Linked DNA regions of Mus musculus: region 1 is linked to region 2. Evidence: chromatin loops called from intact Hi-C (ENCODE). Cell type or tissue: heart. All regions are shown on one strand. Links, peaks and the distances in the headings refer to the core of each region. The heading gives the core; the rest is flanking DNA. Region 1 holds the start of Gm36460 (a long non-coding RNA gene). Region 2 overlaps Gm36595 (predicted gene, 36595).

Evidence for each region. Hi-C counts contacts between places; a loop is a spot of excess contacts. Peaks named below come from ENCODE experiments on the same cell type or tissue, not always from the same donor. Only the 100,000 strongest peaks of a DNase experiment are listed, where the experiment ranks them.
Region 1: a loop joins it to region 2, with 2.2 times the contacts of the local background. A loop is called at or near these places in 2 of 42 quality-filtered maps.

Annotation. Positions count from the first base shown.
Region 1 is chr10:56,387,236-56,396,043 of GRCm38, reverse strand. Gja1 (gap junction protein, alpha 1) reads right to left here. Exons shown (of 2, transcript NM_010288.3): 2 at 5,625-8,510. The coding sequence starts at 8,497. The coding sequence ends at 7,349. Gm36460 (a long non-coding RNA gene) reads right to left here and starts at 906. Exons shown (of 3, transcript XR_871653.2): 1 at 623-906. In heart, for the core only: no CTCF peak of the experiment used is centred there; no DNase peak of the experiment used is centred there.
Region 2 is chr10:56,464,050-56,472,857 of GRCm38, reverse strand. The region is part of intron 4 of Gm36595 (predicted gene, 36595); the gene reads right to left. Among named protein-coding and RNA genes, the nearest start is that of Gm36595, 36 kb to the right of the region's middle. In heart, for the core only: no CTCF peak of the experiment used is centred there; a DNase peak (open chromatin) is centred at 3,637; H3K4me3 peaks cover 576 bases; H3K27ac peaks cover 783 bases.

The sequences.
Region 1 (8,808 bases), core at 354-8,353, 77 kb after region 2:
ATCAGGGGCCCCTTGGTCATCAGGTTTTGGTTTTTGTTGCTGTTGTTTTGGTTTGGTTGCCTTAGACTTTATAATCCTCCTGCCTCTACCTCCAGAGTCCTGAAATTACAGGCATGCTTGCACCATGCCTGGCTTCTGCTACAGTGCTGACATATACTGAATTATTCATGTTAGACTGCCAGATGTAGTTACACTTAAATTACAAATTATTTTAGTTTTACTAAAATATGGTTTTCTTTTTTTTTAAAGACATAGACTCCACATAGTCCTGGTTGTCCCGGAGCTCACTATGTAGACCAGGCTACCCCTTAACTCCCAGAGGTCCGCCTGCCCCTGCCTCCGAAATGCTGAGATTAAAGGTGTATTCCATCATTCTCAGCCTCACTAAAATATGAAAATCATTAATGTAGGATGGCTTTCCCGAGACTGATTGACTGATTGATTGATTTTGTTTGTTCTTGAGGCAAATCCTTCATATATTCAGTGTTGTTTTCGAACTCACTGTGCAGTTCAGGATGATCTTAAACTTCTGATTGTCCTGCCTCCACCTCCCTCCTCCTGGGGTTTCAGGCATGTTCCACCATGCTTACTTTTCTATTGGGTTTTGAAAGAGTCTTGTTACCTGGCCCCAGCTGGGCTGGTACTCACTAGGCTCCCAGGTTGGCCTTGAGCTTGCCTTTGCCTCCTGCCTCTGCCTCTCAAGTCCTACAGTCACAGTCTCGTCACTGCCCCAGGTATATAAGCACTTCTAGTTCTCTTGATAGTGAGGCGCTCTATGAGACGGAGAACCACTCCAGTGAGGTTTCATTCTAGTGGCTGTGAGTTGGAGGCAAAATCGTGAGCTTGAGCCACAGCTGTGTTAGAAACATCAGAGTTTTGCTAGGTTCTGGACATTCAGACTCTGGAACTCTGGCTAGATGTGACACCCGTGACACTCTTAGATCTGTTCAAGGAATGCTGATAGTTTATCCTCTAGTTCTAAGGGACTTCCAGTTAAGCTCAGTAAGAGTCATGTTCTAAGTTTGTGACTAACAATGGTGTACTTTTATTTTTTTATATTTATGCATTTGTGTGTACATGTGTGAGAATTCCTCCCACTGCACCTTTATTGTGATGAAGAGATAATACAGGGCAGGGGTTACTACTCCCCATCTACCATGCAAATCCTGGGGATTTGATTGGCAGGTTGTTAGGTTGGCAAGCTGGCACCATTACCTGGCAAACCATCTAATCATCTAATCAGGCTAGGGTCTTTTTTCTTTTCTTTTCTTGTTTATAGAGTTGTGTGTGTGTGTATACAATTTATGATATGCATTCATGTGTGTATGGTTGTTTGTGCATGGAAACACATATGTACAGTATGTGGCATGTAAGTGTATGCCCTTATATACAATCTTCAATAGCTGTACTTCCATGTTTGCTTTTTGTTTTGTTTTGTTTTCTGTGGCTTTTGTTGTTGTTGTTTGTTTTGCTTTTGTTTTGGGGTTGTTTTTTGTTTGTTTATTTTTGAGACTGGGTCTCACTGTATCTCTAGTTGACTTGGAACTCACAGAAATCTGCTTCTACCTGCCCTGCCTTGTCTGATGAGTGCTATAATTAAAAGCACCCACCACCAAACCCATCTAGACTTCTCTATGTAGTCCAACCTATCCTCAAATTTCCCATCTGAGGATATACATGTGTTCCTATAGCCAAGCATTAGTATTAACTTTCCTCTTCCTTTTCCTCCTTCTTTTTGACACAAAGTCTTACCAATATGTAAAACACACTATCCTTGAAATTACAAAGATCTGAGCCGGGCGTGGTGGCACACGCCTATAATCCCAGCACTCGGAATGCAGAGGCAGGCAGATTTCTGAGTTCGAGGCCAGTCTGGTTTACAGAGTGAGTTCCAGGACAGCCAGAGCTACACAGAGAAACCCTGTCTCGAAAAACCAAAAAAAAAAAAAAAAAAAAAAAAAAAAAAAAAAAAAAAAAAAGAAAAGAAAAGAAAAGAAAAGAAAAGAAAAAAGAAATTACAAAGATCCAAACCCTTCTGCCTCCCCTCAATGCTGAGAATAAAGACGTGAATGCCTGATGCCTGGTTTTATTTACCAATAAAGCAAAATAATTGAATGGGCTTCTGCTACCAGAGCAAGGAAAACCTCTCCTATACAGACTTAACCAAATCTGGAGATCAACATAGTTAAAACTACCTGGAAAGGGTGTAGCAGAAACTCCCAAATAGGTCCACTGTGAACCACATTGTGTGGGGTCAGGTGTCTCCGTGCATTAAATGACTGGGGCAGAGGATTTGGCTTTTCTTGTGTGTGTGTGTGTGTGTGTGTGTGTGTGTGTGTGTGTGTGTGTGTGTGTGTTGGGGTTATAGAGGGGTGCCTCCTGGGACTGTTTATATTTAACAAGAAAGTGTGTGGGCACTGAAATTTCTCTACACATTAGAGCTCAAGTAAGCATTTAGTCATTTCCCAGAAACATCTGGTGATCAGGAGGGAAAAAACCCCAACAAAACAAAACAAAACAAAAACTAACTTAAAATCTCACTGTTTTGAATACCTCCAAGTGAACAATCTTTTCCACAGGCTCCCCTGTTTTCGGGGCCTTCTGCATGCACTATTTTGTGTGGTTTGTTCCACGTCTCCTCTTGAGTTCTGAAAGTTGCCAGCTGCAAACTCTGACATGTCAGAGGCTCAATTATATTTGCCTCAACGAAGAGAAGGTAAAAACAGAAGCGAGGAGCCAATAAAGGCTATAAACATGTTCCTACTGTTGGTGTGCTGCCGTTTATGGAGAAAACTCACTTTTAAGATTTTAATAAGCTCTCCAACTTCATTTTTTTTTTTTTTTTTTTTGTCCTTGAAACACAAAGCTCAGCTGTTTTGGCATGTTGGAAACTGAAGTTATCTGGAATTTTTAGAAAAGGTAATGTGTGGGTGGGGGCCTAACACCCTGGGCAGGTGGAGAAGTTGAACACTTTTCACAAAATATGATAAAGGAACAGCCCTTGGCTTGGAAGCTTAACGCAAACATCTGAAATGAAAATTCACTGAATAAAATAAGGGAATTGAACTGGCCATTCCAATATCTAAAGATATGAGACAGTTCTGCCACAATTAACAATGGTGTATGTGTGTTCTGTTCCCAGCACCCACATCTGTGGACCCACAACCGCCTGTTCTGATGCTCTCTGGCATCTGTGGGTACTTGTATGTATGTGGTACCCATAAACGCACAGAGACACATAAATAAAACTAATAAATCTTTAAAAATAAAAATTGTGTGTAGTGACGGGGATTGAACCCATAGCCTGTGACTATGGGCAGGGCATCTACTATTTCATTATGTCACTCTGGAGCTATCTATTGTTGAGCTACATCTCAGCTAAATTGTCCCATTTGGCTTCAAATGGCTTTTCTGTCTCTCCCTAAAAAAGTTTAGAGAATTTTTTGGATGTGGTGTTACAAACTTGTCAGGTAGGAATTCAGCCTCAGCTACATAGTAAGTTTGAGGTCTGAGGTCAGCCCAGCCTGGGCTACCTGTCTCAAAACACAAACAGAAAATGTAATGACATCATCTCTCTATATATGTATATTAGAAAAATAAACAACATAAATGTTCCAATAACTGGAAGGATTAATTTTGTATGCTTTTGGGAGCAGGAACTAAATCATTCATTCATTCTCTACTTTATAACACCTGATGGGTATATGTAAAATAAAGTGGTTTCTTCTACAAATTAAGGTTTCCTGATGTCCACTGAGGAGTATAAAAAGATGCTCGTTAAATTTGACCCTGTTTCATGTATTTCTGTATGTTCAAATTTTGTACACACAATGTAAGTATGCTGTTTTCTTCTGCTGGAGATGCAGCCAATGGGAGTTGCTTCGAGGGGGCTTACTGTGTAGTCAATGTGGACTGGGGCTCACTGTGTAACTAGTTTTTAATATACCGAGTGTAGCTACAGTTTTTAATACACCGAGAGAAATGTTGACAGTGGTTTACATAAGTAGTCTTTTTTTGTCCTCTTCGGCTTTATTCTTTTGAAAATAGGGTCTCATACTCATATATCCCAAGAGGGTTTCAGTCTTATGTGGCTGAGAATGATCTAAACTTTTTGAAAAGTGTTATTGTAATTTAATTAATATGAACACACTGGATACCGTTCTGCCATTTTAAAATGGCATTATTTTTATGACTCCCTCCCCAATCCCCTGAAACCTTGAACTTCTGATCGTCCTCCACCTACTTCCCACATTTGTATAGTGGTGAAGATCAAACCCAGGGCTTCATGTAGGCTTCAGCAGTGAGTCTTGACCTTCCCCAAGATGCAAACCTTTAATACAGTTCATGGTGTGGCGACTCCCAACTATTTTGTAGCTACTTTATAATTGTTTAGTTTTGCTGCTGGGCAGTGTCTTAGATCCTAAGACTTCCGGAAACGCATGGTTTCTAATGGTCGTGACCCACAGGCTGTGAAGAGCAGCTCTGCAGTTACAGCTCAATCCCTACATTACCATTTCAGAAGTCAGTTCTCTCCTTCCAGGTGACTCTAAGAAATACTTCTACGGGCTGAGCCATCTTGCCAACCCTGTCTCAGTTGGTGGGGCTTGTCCTTGAGTCTTGCCTCAGATGTCCATGAGCTGAGATATCACTGGTGTTTGTATTTTATTTATTCTTGATATTGCATTTTTGTGGCTGAAACGTCATCAATTGACCAGACTCATTTCCCTCCAACAAGGTTGTTTTTTCCTGGGACCTTTAGGTTTGCTTGGTTTTTGGTCTATGTAGCCCTGGCTGGTCTAAGTCACCACAGACCACATTTGCTTACAAAGCTCAGAGATTCATTTATCTCTCTCTACCTGGGAGTGAAGGATTAAAGATGCCTGCAATAACCAGCATGTTGTCTTCACAAAATTCCTTAATAAAAGTTACCAAAATCCAGTACCTTCTCTGAATGTAATATCCCCAAGCTTGTCGGTGTGGACAACTGAACAAGTCTCACTAAAGTTGAGTCCAGATGAGGACACACCTCAGTGCTAAGGTATACGCTCTACCTTATATGTGAGGTCTTAGCTCCACCTGCAACAACCCAGATACCTTCCCCAATACTGTAATCACTACCTCGGGCCTACAACTCCATGTATCGAGGAAGCCATGGCAAGAGAATGTAGAGGCTGGCAAAAAATTCTAGGTTCGATTCTATGAGTGTGTGAGACCTGGTGTGGAGTTTAACTGTTCTCCCAATTAAACATTTGTATGCTTTATTTCCTGTTAAAATATTACCTCAATATTTCAAAATCAATGATGCTTATGGTGTTTGTCCTTAAAAATCAAACTAACAAAACACTGTTCTTCAAAGAGCCAGATTTGATTCCCAGCACCCACATGGCAGTTCACAACTATCTCTAGGGGATTTGACACTAATTTTTTTTTTTTCCTGGCCACTGCAAGCAGCAACATACCATTGCACAGAGATACCGGCAAGCAAAAGATGAAAATAAAATAAAAGTGGATTTCATTAGCCCAAGACATTGTAATTATGGGATCTACTTTTGGTAATCTTGAATAAATTTGGTAAGTTTTCTTGTTTTTTTTGTTTTTTAAATCACACAAGACATGCAGGTTATCTTTATTATACTAAATTAAAATTTTATTGAATAAAGAACACTTTCCCGAGCACATTGATTGGATGGGCTAGGTCTACATTACATGCAATGAAGCTGAACATGACAGTAGTTTAACATGGAATGTCAAACAAATTAGTTTCTCATTGTCCAAAAACTCCTTGTGTAGCTGGCGCGCAAGAGGAAACATGATAACTCGACATTTCAATCATCTGTGATGAGTTTTTTTAAGTCACTTGAAGAAACTGGTAGGTGTCTTTAGCTTACAGTTCAAATAAATTAGTTACATGTGCACTGCTGAAAACTCCTTCACCCCCTCTAGTATCTCAAAGAAAATCTTAGTGCAAACATCCAAGTTGCTCGTCAATCTAAAAGACTGTTAAACTCAGAATACAAGTTCTGAGTTAATGTGTAGTTAAGTAGGACAAAAATTACCAGATTACCAGTTACTACAAAGTTCCTTTAGGCTCACTTGATAGTCCACTCTAAGCAACCCTCTTCTAAGTCTCTCACATTAATGACTAAAGCCTGTTTACAGTACTAAAATTCTATCATTCAAGCATCAATGATTATATTTCAGAAAAAGGAAATCATTCATTTCAGTAATGGCTATTACTGCTACATTCTAAAAAAGAAAAAAAAATCATAATTAACAAAACCAGTATCCATAATAGGATACGTGGAAAAAATATTTTAGGGAAAAAGTGTGTGCTTTACACTTTTGCACGGCAGGAATTCTATAATGTAAACACCACGTTGGCCCACACCACAAAGATCCATGAGGAAGGTTCAAATTTGAACACTGTGTGAATTCGATTCAAATCTGTGAGTTTATACTGCCTCTGCTTGTACCAATAATGACAAAACACACGCTTACACACTTGCACACCCACACATAGACAGAAGCGATTGTTAAATATTGAGCATGGCTTGCCTCCCTGATGCTAACTCAAAAAAAAAAAAAAAAAAGACTTTCTCACTGTTTTAAAAATGTCGATAGAAATCATTTGGTGAGGGTGAGGACCAGCTGAGGATAATATATGGAAGACACAAAGGTGGGACAGATTTGAAAAAGAACCCACTGAGATGCAAATACATGGGCAATCTTTTTCTTTGAACCTTGTCTGAACTTCGAATTGATACCTACCAAGAATGAAAATCGTGTATAGTAGCATAAGGTCCATCCACACCTAGAGGGTCAGGCCAGGGAAGCTCGCCTGCAAACTGCCAAGTTTTTAAACACTGGAATGTTTTTTAGCGGGGATGTAGGACAACCTGTCTTTTCATAAAGGAAATGCCATGTTGAGGACTTGGATTCCTGCTCAAAGCTCTATGGCAGAATCTCAGTAAAACAAAAATTAAAAAAAATATATATCACCCACTCACTCATGTATACAGAACCATTCTTAAGGTTCAGTTGGGGGGCAGAGAGAGAAAGCCCTATCTATGTTTCATCCAATGAGACTCTTACTAGAATTTAAGCTCTTTGAATCTTCTACATTAAATACCGTTACATACCTCCCCTTTCCCTACTTTTGCCGCCTAGCTATCCCAAAACACCCCCCAAGGAACCTAGATATTGTAATGTCTTTGTTTTCTACGCCTCATTACTGAGGTTGTTGAGTACCACCTCCACGGGAACGAAATGAACACCCCAGGTGCACGTTCTGCAAGCACCCTTTTTTTTCTCCTCCACAATCGATTGGCAGCTTGATGTTCAAGCCTGTTTAAATCTCCAGGTCATCAGGCCGAGGTCTGCTGCTGGCGCGGCTGCTGGCTCTGCTGGAAGGTCGCTGATCCACGATAGCTAAGGGCTGGAGTTCGTGTCCAGCAGCAACTTTTTTGGCATTTTGGCTGTCGTCAGGGAAATCAAACGGCTGGGCGTGGGAGTTGGAGATGGTGCTTCCGGCCTGCCCCATTCGATTTTGCTCTGCGCTGTAATTCGCCCAGTTTTGCTCGCTGGCTTGCTTGTTGTAATTGCGGCAGGAGGAATTGTTTCTGTCACCAGTGACCAGCTTGTACCCAGGAGGAGACATAGGTGAGAGTGGGGCCGTTGGTGAGGAGCAGCCATTGAAGTAAGCATATTTTGGAGATCCGCAGTCTTTGGATGGGCTCAGTGGGCCGGTGGTGGCGTGGTAAGGATCGCTTCTTCCCTTCACGCGATCCTTAACGCCCTTGAAGAAGACATAGAAGAGCTCAATGATATTCAGAGCGAGAGACACCAAGGACACCACCAGCATGAAGATGATGAAGATGGTTTTCTCCGTGGGACGTGAGAGGAAGCAGTCCACCTGGTGGGGGCAGGGATCTCTCTTGCAGGTGTAGACCGCACTCAGGCTGAACCCATAGATGTACCACTGGATCAGCAGGAAGGCCACCTCGAAGACAGACTTGAAGAGGATGCTGATGATGTAGGTTCTCAGCAGGCCACCTCTCATCTTCACCTTGCCGTGTTCTTCAATCCCATACTTGAACTTCTTGATTTCAATCTGCTTCAGGTGCATCTCCACGTTGACCCCGTCGGTCTGCGCCACTTTGAGCTCCTCTTCTTTCTTGTTCAGCTTCTCTTCCTTTCTCATCACATAGAACACGTGAGCCAAGTACAGGAGTGTGGGCACAGACACGAATATGATCTGAAGGACCCAGAAGCGCACGTGAGAGATGGGGAAGGACTTGTCATAGCAGACATTTTCACAACCGGGTTGTTGAGTGTTACAGCGAAAGGCAGACTGTTCATCACCCCAAGCTGACTCAACCGCTGTCCCCAGGAGCAGGATTCTGAAAATGAAGAGCACCGACAGCCACACCTTCCCTCCGGCCGTGGAGTAGGCTTGGACCTTGTCCAGCAGCTTCCCCAAGGCGCTCCAGTCACCCATGTCTGGGCACCTCCTAAGAAAAACAAAAACAAAAACCACGAAAACAACTCAGTGATTGTAGACTGTAAATTGATGGTTTCACATATATAGTTTCTTTTTTCAGGGGTCAGTCAAAATAAGGCAGTTTCAACCCAAGCCAAAACAGAATCCAAGGGCAAATCTGGCAGCATTTCCCAAAGATGAAGTTGACTCGGAAGTAATAGCACCCAGATACAGGGAGAAGAGCGAGCCCAACTTGCCGAAGATGTATTTAGTATTAAGGCTCTGGACACCACCTTGCCATGTGACCTGACAGGCTCTACCTACCAAGT
Region 2 (8,808 bases), core at 429-8,428:
GAAGACAAATTTCATTCCTGGTGCTGTAGATATGGCCCAGGAGCCATGACTCATAAGCTCTGTGGGATAATGTAATACTATTGCTGTGCCCAATGGACATAGTAACAAATTGTCGTCAAATACTTGTCTTTATACTGAGATTTGTGTAGTTCTTTTTCCCCATCAGAGAAGCTTCTTTGTACAGAGACTCACAGCTGGTACAGAGGATGCATCTATGGAGTGATCAGCCATTAATAGGATAACTATATCACACCTTCTCCTCACAAAGCTCAAGCAACTTCACAAAAGAAGTGAAAAGATTGTAAGAGTCAAAGTTCAGGAAGAACTGTGATCAAGCTGCGTCTTCTAGACACAGAAGTCCATGACATTCATGAGCTCACAGCAGCTGTGGTTGCCTGTACAAGATGGACATCAGTTCAAGACAGTCAGCATTCCAACCTAGATGAATGAGGGGCTTTCAAGACTCTACCCCTACTGGATGGGAAAGAGCCAGCTTTCCTCAGGGTGTGCATCCCTTGATAGGTGTACTATGCTTGAATGCACGAACCCACAGACCTATACACTTACAGTCAGTGAGTGCATGGTCTCACAAACCTATGCACTTATGGGCAGCACAAATTAGATGAAACAGAAGGAGGAGGAGGAAGAGGAGGGAGAAGACATGAACGGGGAAGAGAAGTGGACAGGCAAGTCTAGGAAGAATTGGAGACCTAAAGAGGAAAGAGGGAATATATCCAGTCACCATATGTATGATATATATATGAAATTCACAAATAATAAATATTATATTAGAAAGTCAACGCCACATATGAAAATTACAAGCATATAATAAGACAAGATAATCACAATGATGAATTGCTTAAGAATACTATATAAACTCAAAGGATTAATATTGAAGATGTTTTAATTAGTTTTAGATGCTACCGAATTTAGGGGAAGAAATTCAACATATAAATTAAATTTCACAACTACTTGTTTGGAATTTACCAAGTAAAAGTTAATAAAAAAAACACAGAAAAGAAGGCAGGAAAGTCATCTACTCTCTAAAAACTTAAAGTCCCATGACAGAAGCCAGCATTTAAACACCTCATTGCGAGCATTTTAGCAAATGTGGTGACACTTAACAAGGAAGCATATGGAAAGAAGCATCCGTGAATCTGCTCAGCAAATATGAATGAAATCCATTCCACTGCTTCAAATGCTTGTGTCGATCATGACTTAAAGTGTATGTGTTCACTGGTGACATGAAGCCCAGGCTGGCCCTGAACTTGCTATGTAAGTAAGGATGACTTTGAACTCTGGTCCTCTGGGCTCCACTTCTCAAGTGCTGGGATGCTGCCACTCCTGGTTTTCCATTTTATTTATATGATTATTCACGTACAAAGTGCTATTTAAAATGTGGCTGTGTTGCTTGTTTGTTTTGGTTGACATTGAGACAGAGTTCCACTAAGCACCCAGGGTGGGGCGTGGCGTGTGTGTGTTGCGGGGGGGGGGGGGGGGCCTTGAACTGGAGAAGCTTCTGGATCAGCCTCCCGAATGCTGGGCTTACACGGCACGTACAACTGTATTCAACTAAAACTTGGGTTTTGAGCAAATCAGGACATTCTACCCTCTACACAGTGGTTCACAACCTATGGGTCCCCACCCTTTAGTAGATCTGAAAGACCTTTCCACAGGGTTCTCCTAAGACCATCAGAAAACACAGATATTTACATTACTATGCATCACTGTAGCAAGATTACAGTCATGAAGTAGCAATGAAATAATTTTATGGTTGGAGAACACCACAGCTTTAGGAACTGTAAGCATTAGGGACTGTATTAAAGGGTTACAGTTTTAGGAAAATTGAGAATCACTGGGTTAAAGGCAATTTGAGAAGAAAAACTGTCACATCCTCTCAAGGTAGATATTAGATCTACCACATTGACTTTTGTTTGCTTGCTTGCATTTCCATTTTAGTGATTCTGGGGATGGACCCCAAGGCCTTGGCTATGTTAGGCAAACACTTTGTAACTGGACAGCATCTCTGTGATGGTCATCTTGACAGGAATATCCATTGAAATATTTTTTCATAATTCTTATTTCTAGATCAGAAAGTGAAGAGTAGCAGATTGTCCTTGATCATCTCCATCTGATTTTTGGAGATAGGTTCTCTCAGTGAGTCCGGAACTCCCCGATGCAGTTGGATTACCTGAATAGAAAAACGCCAGGGAACTTCCTGTCTTATCATCCCTGAAATGTGATTACGGCTCAAACAGGAGCCTGGCTTTAGAGGCTAGACCTTGAACCCAGCCCCCCACCCCACCCCCATCCCATGCTTTTATAGCAAACTCTTTACCAATTAAGCCATTTCTTCTGCTCCCCTCTCCGTGTTATCACAAGTTTGCTATTCATCAACAAGTAGAACATACGGAATGATATCGTAGGCAACCCAAAGATGGCCAGCAGCAGAAGCAACAGTAGCTCGTCTTCCTTCTAGTCTCTGGGAAGGAGGTTACTGCTCTATGTGCAACCTCTGCAAAGTTAGTCTGTCCAAGAAGGCTTTTGTCCAGGTGAGACCCCGCTCAGCTTCCAGTCAGCTTGTCTAAATAGAAAGATAAGGAAATGAACCTCTCACAATGACAGATGGCAATTCTTACAAGCAGGAGTATTTCTCATCTGCCTCTGTCATCCCACTTGGAGAAGGCAGCCTCACTCTGGGTGTGAACGTGGAAAGGGAGACTATGACATGACTTGTCTAAACCCCTGTTTCATAAGATGGCACCACACTGGTTTAAACATGCTGGCTTCTAACAGCCTCCAGTTAACTTTGAAAAGTGGCACACGGGAACAAACTCCTCTTGTCTTCCATAGACATCTTTCCTCCGTTTTTATTTGCTTGTTTGTTTGTTTAAAAAGCATTGTTAGGCAGGAAATAGTAATATCTATGGATTCCCTAATGGATATTATTCTCAACAGTCAAGGTAATTGATATTTATATGGTATGTGCTCTGCATTGCTTTGGAAATGCCTTATCTAGTAATTTATTTCACTTCTGTTAATGTATGGATCGAGAAGCTAAGAGGATGTGAAGCTAAAGAGTTGGAATGCAACCAAACTTGTGGGCCTGATCATAACGGCAAAAATTCCAGTCACAGAAATATCTCTGTGGCCAAACTACTGTAAACTGTCTAGTATATTTAAAGGGGGAGGGGACAAAAACAAATAAAAACAAAGATATATAATTTTTGAGGCACAATTTTTCTCTCAATGTGTTTTCTCCCAAGGCTCTTTCATTACCATATTGCAAATTAGTAGCAAAACAGAATGGAAAAAACCCAGATGTTCAAATGATCTCCTCAGAAAGCTGTCTGCCTCTCGGAATAGCCTTCCTAAAACTGGGTATATTTTTTCAGAAATGACGGCTTTCCTTGCGAGGAGGAGAGTGCAGAACGGAAAGCCTGGAATTCCTGAGCAAGGCTCCAAAATGATCGTCTTTCCTTTTACAACTTTGTTTTGATACAACTTTGTTTTGAATTTTCCGGAGCGGTACCGGGAACGTTATGAGCAGCCTATCTCTGTTGTCCGGGTTTTACGCCTTTCCTTCTGTGTTAACCTGAAGCCGGATTTCAGCTAGCCTGTGTGCAGCCCCCGCTGAGCCAAAAATCCTAGACTGGAGATTCCAGGCTTGCTTCCTTCCATGTGGCATCCAGACTGCCAGCATTCTTGCTGATTCACGGGGACAGGCTAGAAGGTTGCAGGATAGTGACCCTGTTGGGACAAGACCCGGACTTTCTTTGTAACCCCCAGCTTTGTCTAAGCTCCACCAGGGCATTTAGACTCTCTCTCATCAGCTTCTTCATCTGCAAACTGAGAATCAGCCTGGTATTAGGCACTTAACTTTGTTTTCTTTGAGGAAGTGCTTTGAACATGAGAGAAGCTGCATTTATTTTGTTTAGCAACCAACCTAAATTACTGGGGTCAGAAACAAGACACACCGTGTATTTTGATGGCACTTCTTGATTTTCCTGCTCTGCCAATCCAACGCTTACACAGACCAGCTCATCCCAGCCTGTTGCTGATCACTATCTCCCGTTTTCTTTACTTTCCGGATTTAAACTCAAAGCCTGTATGATTGAGCCAGCAAGCTAGGCTTTGAGGAATGTGTCATAGTTATGTCTCTAGGCAGACGGTTGGATCACACCCAGGAAAGCTGGCCTGACACTTCCACACATCCGACTTTAGGTCAGTTAAAAAGCTCAAAGTAACCAATATGACAACTGGAGAATTTGCAAAGCAAACTTTCTCAGTTTTAATGAGAAAAGTAAGAATTTGGTTAATTCCTGCACTATATTACCTTTTTACCAAGACCCAAGATAACAATTATATACTTATCAAATAAAGCATAAGCATGTTTGCTTCTTTTTTTAATTACATTTTATTTTTTGGTATATATATTTGAGTATATGTGTGTGAGTCCAGGAGATCATGCATGTCCAAGCTCCTGGAACTGGAGGTATATATGGTTATGAGCTGCTATGTTGTGCTGGGAACCCTAACCTGGTCTATTATAAGAGTAAGAAATACTTTTTACTGCTGAGTTATTTCTCTTGTTCACAAAGCTTAGTCAGCTCTAGTCTTAGTGATCTTTTGAGATCTGTTTGACACCAAATCACAGAAGATTCAAATTACCTATATTTAGTTCAAACTGTTTTGAATATGCTAAATAAAACACATGAAGTTTGTTGCTCATATCTTGTCACATTTTTACCGGGTACATAATATTTCAGCTGAGAATCAGAGCAGAAAATTGATTAAAAAAAATGTACTTGGGCCAGGCCTGGCAGCACAACCTTTAATGTCAGTACTTGGAAAATAGATCTCTGAGTTCAAAGCTACCTTTGTCTATATGCCAAGTTCCAAGCCAACCTCTGTTGCATAGTAAGATCCTGTCTCAAAACAAACAAACAAAAATGTACTTGAAGACATTGTGGTGGTTTATACCTGTGGCTCAGGCTCTCAGATCAACAATTGATAAATGGGTCCTCATGAAACTGCAAAGCTTTTGTAAAGCAAAGGACACTGTCACATAGGACAATTAGGCAACCCTCAGATTGGGGAAGGCTCTTCACCAACCCTACATCTGACAGAGGGCTAATATCCAAAATTTACAAGGAATTCAAGAAGTTATACACTAACAACCCAAATAACCCAGTTAAAAAATGGGGTACAGAACTAAACAGAATTCTCAACAGAGGAATATCCAATGGCTGAGAAGCACTTCCAGAAATGTTCAAAGTCCTTAGTCATCAAGGAAATGCAAATCAAAATAACTATGAGGTTCTATCTTATACCCATCAGAATGGCTAAGATCAAAAACTCAAGTGATAGCACTTGCTGGCAAGGATGTGGAGCAAGGGGAACACTCCTCCATTGTTGATGGGAGTACAAACTTGAACAAACACTCTGGAAAACAATTTGGCAGTTTCTCAGAAAACTGGGACTAATTCTACCTCAAGACCCAGCTATACCTCCTGGGTATATACATAAAAGATACCCCAACATCCCACAAGGACACTTGCTCAACTATGTTCACAGCAGCTTTATTTGTAATAGCCAGAAACTGGGAACAACCTAGATGTCCCTCAACTAAAGTAAAGATAAAGAAAATGTGGTACATCTGCACAATGGAATATTATTCAGCTACTAAAACCCAAGACATCATGAATTTTGCAGGCAAGTGGGTGGAACTTGAGAATATCATCCTGAGTGACGTAACCCAATCCCAAAAGGATGTGTGTGGTATGTACTCACTTTAGCCATAAAATACAGGCCACCCATACTACACTCCACAGACCCAAAGAAGCAAAACAAGAAAGAAGGTCTAAGTGAGAATGCTTGGATCTCACTTAGAAGAGGGAATAAAATAGTCATAAGAGGCAAGTGGATGGAGGGAACTGGGAAGGAGTGGAGATGGAGAGAGGAATGGGGGATTCAGGATCAGGTGTGGAGAAGGACAGGAAAAATGACTAGATGGCCATGAAAATGAATGGCAATCTACAACTGAAGTGAGTAAGGAGGTGTGTGGGGGTAGGGGGGGGATCTCCAAGATGAAACATGGCCTGGGACAAGGGAGGTGCCCAAGAAACAGCAGGGGTGATCTTAGCTGTGTCTTACTACATTGGAGATATGGAACCTGAAGAAGCTACCTCCTGTAGCCAGACAGGAACCCCAGTGGAATGATAGAGACACCAACCCAACCCACAAAACTTTCAACCCAAAATTATCCTGTCTACAAGTAATATGGGCACTGGGGAAGGAGCAAGACTGAGGGAACAACCGACCAGTAACCACAACTCAACTTGAGACCCATCCCATGGGCAAGCACCAATCCCTAACACTATTAATGATACTCTGTTATGTTTGCAGACAGAAAAATGTTGTATTCTGAGAGGCTCCACCCAGCAACTGACTCAGACAAATTACAGACAGCCACAGCCAAACAGTGGATGGAGCTTGGGAACTTTTATGGAAGAATAGGAGGAAGGATTTCAGCCCCAAAGGGGGATAGGAAATCCACAGGAAAACAAACAGAATCAACTAACCTGGCCCCTTGGGGCTGTCAGGTCTGAACCACCAGCCAAAGAGCATGCATAGGCTGGACCTAGGCCTTCCTGTTCATATGCAGCAGATGTGCAGCTTGACCTTAATGTGGGTCCCAAATAACTGGAGCAGGGGCTATCCCGAAAGCTGTTGCCTGTATGCAGGATATGTTCTACTACCTGGGCTGCCTTGTCTGGCTTCAGTGGAAGAGGAAGTGCCTAGCCTCACAGAGACTTTAAGTGCCAGGGTGGAGGGAATACCCAGGGAGGCCCCACCCACTCAGAGGAGAAGGGGAAAGGGATGAAGGAAGGATTGTGGAAGGGGGCGATCAGGATGGGGTCAGTGAGCGAAATGTAAAGTGAATACATTTTTTAAAAATTTAATTTAATTTAAAAAAAAAGAAATTACAGGCCAGCCGCTAATCTCATACATGAGATACTGCTGCTAAATAAATAAATCACAAATGGAAAATGTACATTAATAAAATATTTTATTTTATGTGTATGGGTGTTGTGACTACATATTTGTCTTATGCCCAAGGTACCACCTGCCTGGGGCACAAAGAAGCTAAAAAGGAGTCACCACACCCCTTGGGATTGGAGCTGCACATGGCTATGCACTATCATGTATGTGATGGAAACCAACCCCTGTCCCTCTAAAAGAATAGCTAGTGCTCTAGCCACTGAGCAATCTCTCCAACCCCAAATAAAGTATTTACTTTTGTTTTAGTTATTAGTAAGTGTGCATATATGTATGAGAGACAGAAACAAAGACAGATAGAGGCGGGGTGATCACATGACATGGCATGGTACATATGTGAGTGTCAGAGAATAATCCTTGAGAGTTAATTCTCTCCTTGTACATTTACATGGGTTCCAGTAATGGATTTCAGGTCTCTAGGCTTACATCGTCTTGTCAGTATGTAATAAATTATTTTAAAATTCTTCTAATGATTTATATTAATTCTATGTGCATTGGTGTTTTGCCTGCATGTGTCTCAGGTCCCCTGAAACTGGAGTTAACAAACAGCTTAAGCTGCCATGTAGGTGCTAGGAATTGAACCCAGGTCCTTTGAAAAAAGCAAATCAGTGTTTTTAACCACTGAGCCACTTCTCCAGCCCCATAAGGAATTGTTTTTAATGATCAAAAGTCGTTTCTAATGTAAGTTTAGGAAATTTCCCAAAAATAGCTTTCAAGAGTAAAAAGACAAGGATTTTTTTTTTTTCTAATTTAGGGGCTTGTGTCCTACAATTTCCTCAGACATGTTAGCCAACATTATATTAACTCTGGGCAAACTAAAAATCAATCATAATTAACTTTTCTGTAATATATAGGCATATTTTATTAATTCTAGAATCTAAATGTCCTTTCAATTGCTTTGAGTGACTACTCTACTGTGCGATAGTTAATTTTCTATGACAATTTGGCTCAGCTGGTGTATCCAGACGTTTGGTGCTCATATGAAGCAGATGTGCAGCTTGACCTTACTATGGGTCCCAAACAACTGGAGTGGGAGCCATTGATTTCAGATCATAGGCTTCACTTATTTCCTAGATACTCTATGCCAAATAAATGTTGCATCCCTTGGGAAAAGGCCTACCGCATACCTTCTTCGTTATGACCACTTGAGACAGCTCATTCCTACTGCATTGACTAAAGTCACTCTTGGGCTAGATCCCAAGAAAAAGCCTGTGGATATCTCAAGGTCACATGCTCACAGCTCATCATGAGGGGAAAAAACTGTTCAGGAAGGCTGTCTCTGCTGGGTCTTTTTGGTTATTTATTTATTTATTTATTTATTTTTGTTCTTCGAGACAGGGTTTCTCTCTGTAGCCCTGGCTGTCCTGGAACTCACTCTGTAGACCAGGCTGGCCTTGAACTCAGAAATCCACCTGCCTCTGCCTCCCGAATGCTGGGACTAAAGGCATGCACCATTATTTATTAGTGATTGCTCTTGTCAGCTATGCTAGACTTAATTTTATGAACATAATCCAAAGCCAACGAAAACCTGAAGCTAGAGATCAAAGATTTGATAATTTCTAGCCTTCACTAAATGTTGTGGTTAATGTCTATAATCCCAACACTAGGGAGACTGCAGGAGCAGAATTACTCTGAGTTTAAGGCAAGATACATACTCAGTATATATATATACTGAGGACCAAGCCAGCTGTGGTTACATGGCAAGACCCTGTCTTCACTATTACCCTCCTATCCCCCCTACTTACT